Linked DNA regions of Homo sapiens: region 2 is linked to region 1. A link is a contact called in ENCODE POLR2A ChIA-PET data. All regions are on one chromosome and are shown on one strand. Each heading gives the region's core, a stretch centred on a gene start or an enhancer-like site at or near the end of the contact. The rest is flanking DNA. Distances are from core to core; before and after follow the strand shown.

Region 1 (7,866 bases), core at 3,090-5,589:
GCGGATGCCACTGTGGCCCCATCTGGGCTCATGGTCAGACTCAGGACCCGGGATGTGTGACCTGGAGCAAATGAGAACAGTACATACGAATGCTGATGCAGCCATAGCCATAAAGGAGGCACTGGGCCACCCACCTACCTTTTTGTTTTTTTTGAGACTTGCTCTGTCACCCAGGCTGGAGTGCAGTGGCGCAATCTTGGCTCACTGCAAGCTCCGCCTCCTGGGTTCATGCCATTTTCCTGCCTCAGCCTCCCGAGTAGCTGGGACTACAGGTGCTTGCCACCACGCCTGGCTAATTTTTTGTGTTTTTTAGTAGAGACAGGGCTTCACCATGTTAGCCAGGATTGTCTCTATCTCCTGACCTCATGATCTGCCCGCCTCAGCCTCCCAAAGTGCTGGGATTACAGGCGTGAGCCACCGTGCCTGGCCTCCTCCCTTTTTTTTCAATGGTGTTACTGAGATATAATTCACACACCATAAAATGCATCCTTTTAAAGTGTACAGTTTAGTGATTTTTAGTATATTCACAAAATTGTACAACTGTTAAAACTAATTCTAAGACATTTTCAACATTTCCCATTACCCTCTCTCAGCCCCTGGCAACCATTAATGTGTTTTTTCTCTGGATTTGCTTATTCTGGACATTTCAGTCATACATTATGTGGCCTTTTATGTCCGGCTTTTCACCTAGCCACTTACCTTTGAGTTCAGCCACCTTGGCCATGGTTGGGTACTTCCAAATAACTAGCTGGTTCTGTGCAAAGCCATGGCCTGAGATGAGCTCCTTGTAATGGGGAGACCAGAGGATGGAGCACACCTGTGGAGAGGAGCTGGTGTGGGCATGACATATAGCCAAGGCTACTTAAATCAGAACTGAGCCCATTCTAGTGTTAGGCACCCTGCCACATGCTCCAGACTCAGAGTTGAATGATCATAGTCCATACAAAAGTTCCTTGAGAGGCAAATTATAGACACTCGCTGATGTAACCATTTTTTACCTTTACAGTGGGTTTACTGGGACTTAAATCAGGGAGCATCTGTATTATCCATTGGATAGATGAGGAATCAATCAGAAGGAAGTTCAATAGGTTGCCAAAGGTCACATTCAAGTTTAGTAGATGACAGAGCCAGAATTTTAACTTGGGCCATCTGGCTCTAGAGTCCATATCTACAGTGAAGGCTGAATGTGGGGGGAGTGGAAGGAGAGAGCCTCAAGTATCTTTCTAATGGATTTGGATTATATGCCATAAGTGATGGGAAGCCATCACAGGTTTAAGGACAGTACAGTATAACAGACCACAGCATGGAGGATGCATTGCAGGAGATAACAAAGAATGCTTGACACCAGTGAGGAAGCCATTGTAGTGGGCCTCCACTTGGAAGGATGAGGCTGAGGGGAGGGGACAGATGTCAATGATATTTTGAGGTAAAACTGATAGATCCTGGTGAGGAGGATGAAAAATTCTAGGAGGTTTCTCAGATTTCTGAGCAGGTTCTGCCATTCCAAAGCAATGTGAGACAGGAAGGAACACATTTCAGGGAGGCAAGGGGAAGTGACAAGGTTAATTTGGGACAGATCAAGGTGGTGGTGCCTATAGGACATAGGATTGGAGATAGCCACAGACTGTTGGAAATGAAGCTCATGAGTGAGAGCTGAGTTAGAAGTTTGGGAATCACCAGGGCATAGAGTTGGTGAAGCCATTGGAGTGAATGTAGTTGCCCGGTAAGAATGCATGTGGGAGAGGCAGGAACAGGCAAAAGATTACCTGGGAATGGGCATCCACGGCACTCAGACAGGCCCCAGAGCACACATTCCAGATGCGAATGTGTCGATCACTGGTGCCCCCTCCTGTTGCCAGGACATTGGACTGCCAGGGACACCATGCTACGGCCTAGATGGAATAAAGGTGGGGTCAGCAGGTACTAGAGCCAGACAAGGAGCTCTAGGGGTCACAGATTAACCCAGTCCAATCCTACCATCCCTTCTCCCCTTAACAGTCCCCAGATTATAGGTGAGGGTCTGCAGAGGCTTCAGCCCAACCCTACTCACCTTGACAGCCCCTTGATGCTGGGTGAATGTCTGCAGAGGAACCCAGCCACCCTCTCCAGGAGCACTAGGCCACACATTGACCAAGTTATCATTACCACCACTGGCCAAATGTCGTCCATCTGGGGCCCAGCGCAGCCCACACACTTCCTGGCTGTGGCCACTCAGTGTGGCCACATGGTGTTCTGCTACCCGAACATCATGGTGGTGGATGTGGCCAGAACGTGAACCACTGGAGGAGGAAAGAAGGGAATCAGGTTCTGTGGCAGCACCAAATGCAAGCAAGCCAGAGCTGGTTCAGTTCAGGGGTGTACAGTCAAGGGGAGGGTGGGCAAATATCAGACTACCATAGACCAACAAAAACCACTGACCTGGACAGGATATAGCTGTTCCAGCTTAGGGAGCCCACTCGGGCAGAGTGACTGGTCATATTTCGAAGCCGTTTCTGCTGCTGCACATCCCATAGCTAGAGAGAGAAGCCCACTAGGATCAGAGATTGGGACTTGGCATTAATATCCTCCAGCTGTGCAAGCCCATTGGGACTGGTGAGAATGACAGCACTGGACACGTCTCACCTGCACCTCAGCACTGCTGGTGCCCACAGCCAAGTAGTTGCCCTCTTTGATCCAGGCCACAGAGGATATATATTCCCCAGGCTGCTCCATTTGCAAAAGCTGCAGGATGTCACCAGAGCTTGCACTCCACAGGTACACACTGTTGTCCAGTGCCACGGCCAGTACATTCCCAGAACTCCAATCCACAAGGTTCAGGTCTGTCAGAGGTGGAGAGAAGAGCATGAGCTTCCTTGTTTGTGTGGTCCCAGGCCCTCTTTCTCCATGCATGAGGCGAGGATAAGGATGCACTTACAATAGTCATTTCGGATTTCAGGCGCATCCAGGATACGGTCTGGCAGGGAAGGAATGTAACGGCAGGTCTTCCGGCTGGAGCCAGGAGTGGCCTTTTGGCTGTAGAGTACTTTCAGTCTGTTCTGATAACCTGTGGCAACGGAGTGAGTCTAGACGCTGGGAAAATCAACACCTCCCTTGCCCTCAATCTTAGATAGGAAGAGGAGACAGATATCTGTGCTCAGCCCTGGAGATGAACTGACACCTCCCTCCAGGAACCAGGAACTTCGGGTCTTACCCTCTGGCGCATTTTGTGGTTTTCCACTGAGCCGAAGGATCTTGGCTTCCTCTACATCAAAACCGTTCAGGTTCAAAGCCCAGGCTTTCTGATGTTCCTGGCATAAAGGGTAGTGAAGGAGCAAGATGGTATTATCCAAAGAACAGTCAGGTCCCGTGCCTTAAGCCCCTCTGGGACACATACCTTCTTGGTGGGCGTCTGGCTGTTTTCAGGCTGGTTCTCCTTGCTCAGGAGGAAGCTGGCCACCTCCATCTGGGCAGCACTGCGATGGGGGATATAGCGGTCACCGCCAGGTTTGCTAGGAGTGGTCTGAACCTTGGAACTGGATTTGCCTGGGGCGGAGAAAGAGAAGACAGTCTGACCAGGCTCCCCAGGGAGAAAGTATGAAGGCTGCTCTCACTCAGTTCCTTTGGCACCTCACTGACCAGGAGTTCGGCCCGGAGTCCTGCCGGCGCTGTGGGATCGGTTGGCGGCCCGCATGGGTGAGGGGGCCGGGCCTGCGGCTTCCTTGGCTTTGCGCTGCCAGCGCGCAGGGGGTGCATTGGGGATGGGTGCATCCAGCTGAAGCAGCGAGTGCAGGTCACTCTCGAACGCGAACTGTGCCATGGGAGCGCCCGCAGGGGGAGGGGTCCTTGCAGTTGGTGCCTACGGAGCCCTGGAGGAAAGGAGGCGACGGTGCTCAGGGGACAGAAAGGGACCCCTTCGCTCCTGGCCGGCCACAAAATCAGGGCCACCCTCGGCTGCAGCCCCTTCCGGCCTAGCACCCCCTCCCCCTGGCCACGGCCCCACCTCGGCTCAGCCCCACCACCTCTCACCGTGCCCTCCGGAGCAGTTCCGACCGGCTTTAACACGCCTGGCTTACGCCTCTTAAACTCTCCGCTCCGAGCGCCTATTGGCTCCTTCAAAATCCAACCGTCGCAACCGTTGCCCTAGCCCATTGGCCTCTCCGGCGAAGGGGGCGGGCCTTCCGGGGAAAGTCTCAGCTATCACGAGAGTCTAGCGGCGGAGCGCGATTTGAAGGGTACGAGAGGGGCTGGGAGCCGGCGCCAGAGGACTAGTACTGGAAAGCCGGCCGGGACAGGGCGGGGCAGGGCGGGGCCGGGTGGGGCCTGCGCTGCCTCAGCGTCCTGGAGTCGTCTCGGTTCGCCCTTTTGCGTGCCTTCCACCGCCGCGAGCTCGGAATGTCTGGCCCCGGGTGCTTCAGGGTCCGAGAACCTGCAGAAGTTCACACTTAAATCCTACACGAGAGTCGTATTTATGATGCAGAACTCGGTGCAGAACCCGATGGAGTGCCCAAGGCGCTTGAGCCGTTCCTAGAAGGGGAAGGAGAGCCGCGGGCGGCAGCGGGGCAGGGGACGGAATTGGGAAGCTTGGGAGCAGGAAGAAGGCCAGAGCTACTTAGGGTACATTCCACTTTTGCTTGGCGCCGGGTAGGAACCCTGCTAGAAAGGAAGTAACGTGTGTTTGTCTCGTTTGCTGTTGTTTTACAAACAGGGAAAATGAGGTTGAAAAGGGTGAATGAATTCCTTAAGGTCAAGAAAAAGGATCGGTATTCAAACCTGCCTATCTGGAAGATAAGCTTAGACTGCCCTACAGGAGGCACTGTGGCTTATCCCCTTGGGGCTTTAAAGATGTGAGGACCTTAGAGATCCATTAGTCTAACCTGTGCGTGGTGCAGCCTCCCCACCCCGACAACAAATCCATATTTTACAGATGGAGAAACGGAGGCCCAGGGAAGGGATGTGCCCGAGGTCATACAAAGAAGTTTGTGGGAATCCAGGTCTGACTCGCACTCAATCTAGTGCTCTAATAATGACTTGAGTGAATTGTATGAATGTGCTCAGAGGTGGAGCAGCAATCATAAAAGTAATAATGGTACCATTTATGGACCATCTAACTACTGTGTTAAAACAATTTACAGGCCATGCGCGGTGGCTCACGCTTGTAATCCCAGCACTTTGGGAGGCCGAGGCGGGCAGATCACGAAGTCAGAAGATCGAGACCATCCTGGCTAACACGGTGAAACCCCGTCTTTACTAAAAATACAAAAAATTAGCCGGGCTTGGTGGCGGGCGCCTGTAGTTCCAGCTACTCGAGAGGCTGAGGCAGGAGAATGGCGTGAACCCGGGAGGCGGAGCTTGCAGTGAGCCGAGATCGAGCCACTGCACTCCAGCCTGGGCAACAGAGCGATACTCTGTCTGAAAAAAAAAAAAAAAGTTTACATACATTATCGAGTTCAATCCTTAATCCCATAAGGCAGATAGATACCCCATCTTCCCTTTACAGAAAAAAGAAACTGGGTCAGAAAGATTAGAAACTTGCCCAAAGGCATGCAGCCAATAATAAGTAGGGGAGCCCAGGATTCAAACTATCTGACTAATCCCTGCAATCTAAACAATACGCTATACTGTCCCAGAAAGAGGCTGGAAAAATCATTTTCAGTCATTAGCTTAAAGTCCACTCCGATGCTTACAGATAATGTTATTATCTTTGACTTGAAGCCTTTGCATTCTCTATTTCCAATTACCTTGGAAAATAAGGAATTGGATATGCTTAGGTTAGAGGTGGGGAATTCCCAGAAAACATAGAAAAGGTTGTCTCATGTCAAGTTGGTCAGGGTCTTAAATGTTAAGCTAAAGACTTTGGACTTCATCTGCTAGGCATTGTGGTACCTGTGGGGTTTCTGTGTAGGGAAGGACCAAATAAAACATCTGAGGGGGGGGATATGGCAATAATTTGCAACTTCTGGTGGTAGCTATAGAGAAGGATAAAGGGTATAGCCTCAGGGAATTTGTACATTTAAAAATAAAGGATTTGGGCAGGTTGTCATGGTTCACTCCTGTAATCCCAGCACTTTGGGAGGCCAAGGCGGGCAGATCACTTGAAGTCAGTAGTTCAAGACTAGTCGGGCCAATGTGGCGAAACCCTGTCTCTACTAGAAGTACAAAATTAGCCAGGTGTGGTGGTGCACACCTGTAATCCCAGCTACCTGGGAGGCTGAGGCAGGGGAATCGCTTGAACCTGGGAGGCGCAGGTTGTAGTGAGCGAGGTCGCGCCACTGCACTCTAGCCTGGGTGACAGAGGGAGACTTTGTCTCAAAATAATAATAATAATAAATGAATGAAGGAAGGCAATGGAAATTATCCAGACATGGATCTTGAAGTGGGAGATACCCTAATATATGTAGTCAAGTGGAATGATGACAGAAAGGGTCAGATTTGGCCATTGAAAATCAAATTACCGATGACTTTGGAGAGAGCAGGATCAGGAAAGTGGGTGCTTGAGATCCATTTTGGAGGAGTTGCGGAAAGAATGAAATAGGGAGAACGGGAAGCCGGCAAGTATAGGTGACTTGTGTAGCCCATCCCCTGATATCCTCTATATTCGTTTGCTAGAGTTACTGTAACAAAGTACCACAAACTGGCTTAAATGACAGAAATTGGTTGTCTCACAATTCTGGAGGTTAGAAGTTCCAGATCAAGGTGTCATGAGAGTTGTGTGAGAACCGTGAGGAAGAATCTGTTCCATGCCTCTCTCCTGGCTTCTGGTGGTGGTTTGCCGGCAATCTTTGTCATTCCTTGGCTTATAGAAGAATCGCCCTGTTCTCTGCCTTCATCTTCACTTGGCTTTCTTTCTGTGTGTATGTGTGTCCAATTTTCTCTTTTTATAAGAATACCAATCATATTGAACTAGGGCCCTGACCTCATCTTAACTAATTATATCTGCAATGACCCTATTTCCTAATAAGGTCGTATTTGAAGTACTGGGAGTTAAGACTTCAACATCTGGCTGGGTGTGGTGGCTTACACTTGTAATCCCAGCACTTTGGAAGGCCAAGGCCAGAGGATTGCTTGAGCTCATGAGTTTGGGACCAGTCTGGGCAACATAGTATCACCTTGTCTCTAAAAAAAATACAGAAAACAGGCCTGCGCGGTGGCTCACACCTGTAATCCCAGCACTTTGGGAGGCTGAGGCGGGCGGATCACTAGGTCAGGAGATCGAGACCATCCTGGCTAACGCGGTGAAACCCTGTCCTGCGAAAAATATAAAAAAAATTCGCCGGGCATGGTGGCGGGCGCCTGTAGTCTCAGCTACTCGGGAGGCTGAGGCAGGAGAATGGCGTGAACTCGGGAGGTGGAGCTTGCAGTAGGCCGAGATCGCGCCACTGCACTCCAGCCTGGGCGACAGAGCAAGATTCCATCTCAAAAAAAAATAATAATAATACAGAAAACATTAGCCAAGCTAGTGGTGCACACCTGTAATTCCAGTAGTCCCAGCTACTTGGGAGGCTGAGGTGGGAGGATCGCTTGAGACCAGGAGTTTGAGGCTGCAGTGAGCCGTGACCACACCACTGCATTCCAGCCTGGGCGACAGAGTGAAGACCCTGTCTCAAAAAAAAAAAAAAAAACAAAAAAACTTTTATCTTTTTTTGTGGTGTGGTCTTGGCTCACTGCAACCTCTGCCTCCCGGTTTCAAGTCATTCTTGTGCCTCAGCCTCCCAAGTAGCTGGGATTTCAGGTGTGTGCCACCGGGCCCGGCCAAAAAAAAAAAAAAAAGGACTTTAACATGTGAATTTGAGGGAGAGGAGAGGAATAGAATTCAATCCATAATATCCTCCTACTGTTGGAACCCAAGCAGAAACCAAAGCCCAGGAGAATGCTTGGATGCCAGCCATA
Region 2 (7,866 bases), core at 3,000-5,499, 390 kb after region 1:
TGGGGGCTGTTAGGGGTAGGATCGGGGGAGGGAAAGCATCAGGAAGAATAGCTAATGGATGCTGGGTTTAATACCTAGGTGATGGAATGATCAGTGCAGCAAATCATCATGGCACACGTTTACCTATGTAACAAACCTGCACATCCTGCACATGTAACCCTGAAGTTAAAATAAAAGTTGAAGGAAAAATGTAAAGATTTATGAGTCCCACTTGAGACCTACTGACTTAGAATACTGTTGGGCAGGACCATAAAACAGTATTTATTTTTAGTGCCCTGGGTGATTCTGCCATTTAGACGGGTAAGAACTCCTCACCAAAGCCGGGCACGGTGGCTCACGCCTGTAATCCCAGCACTTTGGGAGGCCGAGGCGGGCAGATCACGAGGTCAGGAGATCAAGACCAGCCTGACCAACGTGGTGAAACCCTGTCTCTAGTAAAAAATACAAAAATTAGCCGGGTGTGGTGGCGTGTGCCTGTAATCCCAGCTACTGAGGAGGCTGAGGCAGGAGAATCAGTTGAACCAGAGAGGCAGAGGTTGCAGTGAGCTGAGATTGCGCCATTGTTCTCCAGTCTGGGTGACAGAGCGAGACTCTGTCTCAAAAAAAAAAAAAAAATTAAAAGAACTCCTCACCTACCAGGTCAAGTTTAAACCCTCCAGCAAGGTATTCCCAGCCCTCTGCAATCTGGCCCCAGTGCTCCCGTGCAGCCTCACGCCCTTCACTCCAAGCACGCAGCTCATGAAACTGCTCCATGTTCCTTATCTTTGGTTGCTCTCTCACAACCAAAGATGATAGAAGTTCATCTTTCTGTCTTCCCCTCATCTACACAGGGAACTTCTACATGTCCTTTGAGCGAGGCTTTGCAGCAAATAAAAATATTTCACCCCAAAATATACTTCTTTGACATATTTTGAGATGGCTGTTCAGAGAGCCTGGGAACAGAAGTAGGCCTGCAAAGCTGTCTTTTGTAGGGGAGACCTGCATCTATAGGGACATCTGCATTGATGCAGGCAGGCTTCCTCTGCGGACCTTCCCTTGTCAGATCTAGGACAGACTAACTGATGAGAGTCTGGTACCTTCAAAGGTCTACTCTCTCTGACAGCTGCTATCTGTGAGCTTTCATCTACATAACAAGACCACCTTTGCTAGGGAGGCCTCCTCTTCTCCCCATCTCATAAACTGTTTTGCCAGGATCCAAGCCTCCCTTTCTTTCCTTCCTTCCTCCCTCCCTCCCTCATTTCTTTCTTTCTTTTTTTTTTTTTTTTTTTTTTTTTTTGCTCTTGTTGCCCAGGCTGGAGGGCAGCGGTGCGATCTCAGCTCGTGCAACCTCAGCATCCCTGGTTCAAGTGATTCTCCTGCCTCAGCCTCCCGAGTAGCTGGAATTACAGGTGCGCACCACAACACCCAGCTAATTTTTTGTATTTTTAGTAGAGACGGGGTTTCATGTTGGTCAGGGTGGTCTCAAACTCCTGACCTCAGGTGATCCACCCACCTTGGCCTCCCAAAGTGGTGGGAATACAGGCATGAGCCACTGCGCTCAGGCCCCAAGCCCCCATTCTTTCTGTAACCTCAAGATGGCATATAAGCTTCTGCACCCCATTGCAGAGTGGGGAGTAATCAATCACTCTGTGGTTCTCCCTGTGTGCGCATTAATAAATTTGCATGCCATTTCTGCTATTCATCTGCCTTTTGTCAGTTGACTTTTCAGTGAACCTTCAGAGGGCAAAGGGGAAGTTTTCCCTTGGCTTCCATACCTTCCACACCCTTCTTCCACCCAGCCAGACAGAAGTCTTTTCTCTTTCCTGTGTCTCTCCCAGCTCTTCCCTGTATCACAGCACCCGTCACTCTGCCCTGTTATTATTTAATGACGTCTGTGCCAGATAATTTGTACAACCTGCCTTGTTTAAGCCCCCCAAGAATCCCTGGAGGTAGATGATGATGAGGATGAGGATGATGATGATGATGATGATAGCAACAAAGACTCTGCAGGAAAAAAGCCTGCTCTAAGAATTCTACATGTGCTGCCAGACCCCTTCATCCTCACCACAGCCCTGTGAGGGGTAGCTTTCATTATTATCAAGTCCATCTTAGAGACAAGGACACTGATGCCCAGAGAGGTGAACTCATTCACCCTAGGTCACACTGGAAAGGGGTGGAGCCAGGATCTAACCCAGGCAGTGCTCCAGTTACCCACTGAGCTTCAGCCCTTTTATACATGAAGACCCTGAGGCCCAGGGAAATCATTTGTCCTAACTCACCATTCCCATAAGTGGCAGAGTCATAATTTGCATCCAGTAACCTCTGACCCCAGGGCTCCACACTCTCACATGGCCCCTGTTTAAACCTGCTGCAAAGTAATCTCCAGGTCAAGCTCCTATTCCTGGCCTGTTCTATGATGTTCCCTTCCTCTATCCCACAAACCCCCAGAGACTTGCCTTCCCATCTTCCCAACATGGCCTTCCCTCTGATCTCACTCCCTACCCATCCTGCCCCACCTCGAGTTCCCTGGAAGGAACACCCTGCCCTTACTGGGGTCACAGCTTCCCTGGCAGGCAGAGATCCAGCAACACTTGGGAGCTTTTCCCATTATTTCTCTATCCTGCATTCTGGACTAAGCAGGCAGAGGCAATGGAGGTGTTGGGGGAGCACCCTCTTCCCCTCCCTGGGCTTCTTTGTCAGTAAGGTGGAGAATGGCCCTGCCCTGGCTGCCTGCCAGGGCCAAGAAGATGTTCTGATGGGATAATGGGGCAAAAGCTTCACAAATGCTGGTGGTCCAGCCCTGAATGCCTCACTCCTGGGCCATGATAGGAGGGTGGGGTCCCAACCAGCTGGAGACCCAGCCCCACCATGCTGACAAGGTACCTACCCACCCTGCGCCCCAGCAGCCTCCTCTAAAGTAACTTCTGCATAGAATCACTATAAGAATCGACTGCAGCACAGACTGTACACATATAAAGGGCATCCCGACAGAGGAATAGCTCCATAAATAAAGGGTAGCAATTACGTGAAGGGTCCGGCCTCCTTCTGTAGAATCAGAGCTGTGAAATCAGGCACCTTTTCAGAGAACTCCAGTGGGAAACCAGCTCTCCACAGTGGGCCCCCAGTTCAGCCATCCCACCACTGAGAATAACTCTAGCTGTCCAGCTGGGCAACAGCAGGCTTTCAAAATTGCATGGTAATCTTGTAATCACAGATATCCTTTTTTTTTTTTTAAATAAGGTCTGGCTCTGTCACCCAAGCTGAAGTGCAGTGGCACAATCTCAGCTCACTGCAACCTCTGCCTCCTGGGCCAAGGGATCCTTCCGCTTCAGCCTCCAAAGTAGCTGGGACTACAAGCACACAACACCACACTCAGCTAATTTTTTTTTTTTTTTTTTTTTAGAGAGACAGAGTTTTACCATGTTGCCCAGGCTGGTCTTGAACTCATAGACTCAAGCAATCCACCCACTTTGGCCTCCCAAAGTGCTAAGATTACAGGCAAGAGCCGCCACGTCCAGCCCTGCAGATATTCTTTACCTCACAGAAGTTGTAGAGCTCTTAACCATCTGCTTTTCTCATCAATCCTTTACAAAGCCTACAGAAGGAGTTTGCGTGGTTCCGTGCTGGCCTGAGCTCATCTCCAGCTCTGTTTCTTACTTGCTGGGTGATCTTGGGCAAGTAATTTCCCTTCTCTGGGCCTCAGTTTGCTTCATCTGTGAAGTGGGTGGGATACTCTCAGCCTTTGAGGGTTCCTGTGAGAATCACAAGTATCAGGCACAGAGGAAGAAGATAATAGTCCTTAAATCACCATTACCCTCATTCTCTAGATGAAGAAATTGAGGTTTGGAAAAGCTCCCCTACTTGCTCCACAGCTAGGAAGAAGCAGGGTCGGCTCTGAGTCCAGGAGCTCTGCTTCCACACAAGAAGGATCCCCCAGTTTTAAAACTTCTGACACTATGAGGTATGGCTTTGGCTGCTCAAAAACAAAGACCAATCTCAGGGTCCTGTTTTAGATGTCCCTTGTTACAACTCTTATTAGTTACAGCCAGCTTGGCCCAGATGCAGCACCAGGTCCTCCAGACTGGGTCAGAGGGAACAAGGTGAAAGCCAACACGGGCGTGGAGGGTGAGGCCACGAGCCCTGTGTCTGCCGGAAGGCCCACAGACATGGGACAGGAAAGCCATGGGCTTGTCCCAGTCGACCGCACAGTGAGGACACAGTGACCTCATCCCCACAGCCATGAGCACTGTTGTCAGCACCATGCTCCAATTTTACAGCCTGAGTCAGCGGGCAGAGGGACACTGTGCATTTAATAGCCTGACATTGTGCAGAGAGACACTTTGCATTGCCCCGGCCTCGACCCTGCTGATTTATTCGGGCTACCTCAGAGTAAAAGACGAGAACTCTTCTTAAGCATCTGGCTCTGGGTAACTTACTTCTAATCTTCTCTCTTTTGAAGACAATGATAAAACACCATTTTTCGATTGACAAAGACTGAAAAGACAAACCACACCCAGTATTGACCAGAAGACTTCGAAAGAGCAGGTCTCTTTACAGCCGATAAAAGTGCAAAATGTACCATTTTTTCTGAAGGGAAATTTGGCAAAGCTTTAAAAATTCACCTGTCCTTTGGCCCTGTAATCCTTCTACTACAACGATATGTACTGAGTTCTTGGCACAAAGCTGTCCTTCATAGAGTTGTTTATAACTGCCTCCAAATGAAAACTGCCTAATTACTCATCAAGAGGAGATTGGTTCAATCAATGATGGTCTATCAGTCAGCCATTCAAAATCATGTTGGGGCTGCGCACCGTGGCTCACACCTGTAATCCCAGCACTTTGGGAGGCCAAGGCGGGCAGATCACCTGAGGTCCAGAGTTCGAGACTACCTTGACCAACATGCAGAAACCCCATCTCTATTAAAAATACAAAATTAGCCGGGTGTGGTGGCGCATGCCTGTAATCCCAGCTACTTGGGAGGCTGAGGCAGGAGAATCGCTGGAATCCAGAAGGCAGAGGTTTCGGTGAGCCAAGATCACACCATTGCACTCCAGCCTGGGCAACAACAGTGAAACTCAGTCTCAAAAAAAAAAAAAAAATCATGTTGGGGGCAGAGTGCAGTGGCTCACACCTGTAATCCTAGGACTTTGGGAGGCTGAGGAAGGTGGATCACTTCAGGCCAGGAGTTTGAGACCAGCCTGGGCAACACAGCAAGACTCCCATCTCTCAAAAAAAATTTTTTTAAATTAGTGTATTGGCACATGGCTGTGGTCCCAGGTACTAGGGAGGCTGAGGTGAAAGGATCACTTGAGCCCAGGAGTTGGAGACCAGCCTAGGCAATACAACGAGACTCTATCTCTTTAAAAAAAAAAAAAAAAAGATTAGCTAGGCATGGTAGTGCGCACCTGTAGTCCCAGCTACATGGGAGGCTGAGGCAGAAGGATTGTTTGAGCCCTGGAGTTCAAGGCTGCAGTGAGCTATGCTTATACTATGATTATGTCACTGCACTCCAGCCTGGGCGATAAAACCAGAGCCTGTCTTTAACAACAAGAAAAAAATCACATTGGGAAGAATATTTACTCACATAGGAATGTTCATGAGCAATCAAGAGACAAAGCAACTTAAATCCAGAATGATTTGCATTGATATAACTAGGCTTGATAAGCTTTTCCACATGAGGATTGTCCCCTTGGAACGCTCCCCATTGGAACCCAGCCACCACGCTATAAGGAAGTCCAAGCTATCCTTCAGGAGACAGAGGAGGATGCAACACCATATGGAGAGAATGGCCCAGCCATGTGTCCAGCTGAATGCTGCCGCATGAGTCACCCCAGCTGCCATCATGTGGGGCAGAACTGCCCAGTCAGTCCACAAAATCATGAGAAATAATAAGCTGTTGCTGTTTAAATCCACTAAGTTTTGAGATGGTTACTCTTTTTTTCTTTTTTCTTTCTTTTTTTTTTTTTTTTTTTTGAGATAGAGTCTCACTCTGTCACCCAGGCTGGAGTGCAGTGGCACGATCTTGGCTCACTGCAACTTCTACCTCCTGGGTTCAAACAATTCTTGTGCATCAGCCTCCCACATAGCTGCGATTACAGGTATGTGCCATCACACCCAGCTCATTTGTTTTTTTTTTTTTTTGTGGGGGTGAGTAGGGGCTCTGTCACCAGGCTGGAGTGCAGTGGCGCGATCTCGGCTCACTGCAACCTCCGCCTCCTGGGTTCAAGCGATTCTCCTGCCTCAGCCTCCCGAGTAGCCGGAATTACAGGTGCGCACCACAACACCCAGCTAAATTTTTGTATTTTTAGTAGGGACGGGGTTTTACCACATTGGCCAGGATGGTCTTGATCTCTTGACCTCGTGATATGCCCACCTTGGCCTCCCACAGTGCTGGGATTACAAGCGTAAGCCACTGAGCGGGGCCCCTTTTTGTATTTTTAGTAGAGACAGGGTTTCGCTATGTTGGCCAGGCTGGTCTTGAACTCCTGGCCTCAGGTGATCCACCCGCCTCGACCTCCCAAAGTGCTGGGATTACAAGCATGAGCCACCCCACCCGGCCTGACATGGATAATCTACAGCAATAGATAGCTGTGGCACCTTGTTTGCATTCCTAGATTTTCAGAATGCACACAGACCACAAGAGCAGAAGCACCTGTGTGGAGCATCAACTTAGTTGTGCACACCTGGAAGGCAGAGCTTTAAGTGACTCCAACTTACTGAGCCTCCACCACTGGCCAGTCATTGTGCAGCTTCCACAAATACCATCACGTACTAGGTACTTAATAAGTATTTATGGAATAAGTGAATAAATGTCTTAGTTAACACACACTGTATCCCTGGGAGGTAGGAACTGTTTTATTATTACTATTACTATATATTTTTTAAGATGCAGTTTTGCTCTTGTTGCCCAGGCTGGAGTGCAATGGCATAATCTCGGCTCACTGCACCCTCCACCTCCTGGGTTCAAGCAACTCGCCTGCCTCAGCCTCCCGAGTAGCTGGGATTACAGGCATGTGCCACCACGCCCGGCTAATTTTGTATTTTTAGTAGAGACGGGGTTTCTCCATATTGGTCAGGCTGGTCTCAAACTCCCGACCTCAGGTGATCCACCCACCTCAGCCTCCCAAAGTGCTGGGATTACAGGCGTGAGCCACTGCGCCTGGCCCAAAAACATTTTTAATGAATGCATGTGTGCCTGTGTGACAACATCAGGAGGAACACATGCTTCCTCCACCCCATCCTCACACAGAGTGGGGCTCTGCCAGCCTTGTTTGTGCTCTGTGACCGTATCACCTGACCATAACCAAATGGACTCAGGACAAACATCTCACCCAAATTGTTCCTACCAGCTCCTCTCATCTTAGAAAAGTCAGGGCCAGGAGACAGCTGAGTCAGCTTCTAAGGGTTGTTGAAATGGTCCCATGCAGACTCTGGTATTGCATCGTGGGCATTTTCTGCTGTGTGGGGCAGAACAGGCCTGTTTGTGTTGAAACAGAGAAATAACACAGATGAGAAAGGTAGAGCATCCTAGTGGCAGCCTACTCACTGAATCCAGATCTTCGTCAGCGTCTTGTTGCATCCCTGTGCCTGGTTTATGAGACATCTCTGTATCCTTTATCTTTTTTATTTTAAAATATATTTTAAAGATTTTTAAAAAATTATTTATTTATTTATTTATTTAGAGAAGGAGTCTCACTCTATTGCCCAAGCTGGAGTGCAGTGGTGCGATCTCAGCTCACGGCAAACCCTCCCTCCCGGCTTCAAGCGATTCTCCTGCCTCAGCCTCCCGAGTAGTTGGGATTACAGGCGCGCACCACTTCACCTGGCTAATTTTTGCATTTTTAGTAGAGATGGGGTTTTGCCACGTTGGCCAGGCTGGTCTTGAAC

What was found. ChIA-PET counts read pairs that join two places held with the same protein, here RNA polymerase II (POLR2A).
Region 2: POLR2A ChIA-PET joins it to region 1 with 11 read pairs in A549. The contact joins the enhancer-like site here to the promoter of CDC20-DT in region 1. POLR2A ChIA-PET finds 5 or more read pairs at or near these places in 2 of 52 experiments (A549 and H1).

The regions. Positions count from the first base shown.
Region 1 is chr1:43,355,146-43,363,011 of GRCh38, reverse strand. It overlaps CDC20-DT (CDC20 divergent transcript), which reads left to right and starts at 4,339. Exons shown (of 4, transcript NR_183650.1): 1 at 4,339-4,462; 2 at 4,904-4,970; 3 at 5,112-5,209. CDC20 (cell division cycle 20) reads right to left here and starts at 4,031. Exons shown (of 11, transcript NM_001255.3): 1 at 4,006-4,031; 2 at 3,616-3,845; 3 at 3,374-3,522; 4 at 3,191-3,287; 5 at 2,915-3,043; 6 at 2,623-2,819; 7 at 2,419-2,513; 8 at 2,051-2,279; 9 at 1,767-1,892; 10 at 700-817; 11 at 1-61. The coding sequence starts at 3,796. RefSeq lists silencers at 3,843-3,992, 4,183-4,292 and enhancers at 3,735-4,243, 4,583-4,642, 4,754-5,262.
Region 2 is chr1:42,969,839-42,977,704 of GRCh38, reverse strand. SLC2A1-DT (SLC2A1 divergent transcript) reads right to left here. Exons shown (of 4, transcript NR_033967.1): 2 at 7,311-7,456; 3 at 3,517-3,731. Among named protein-coding and RNA genes, the nearest start is that of SLC2A1-DT, 15 kb to the right of the region's middle. RefSeq lists enhancers at 3,623-4,123, 4,124-4,624, 5,738-6,237, 6,238-6,739. Within about 2 kb of position 4,249, at least 3 of the 41 ENCODE cell types and tissues checked have a DNase peak (open chromatin) inside an H3K27ac peak, as active enhancers do.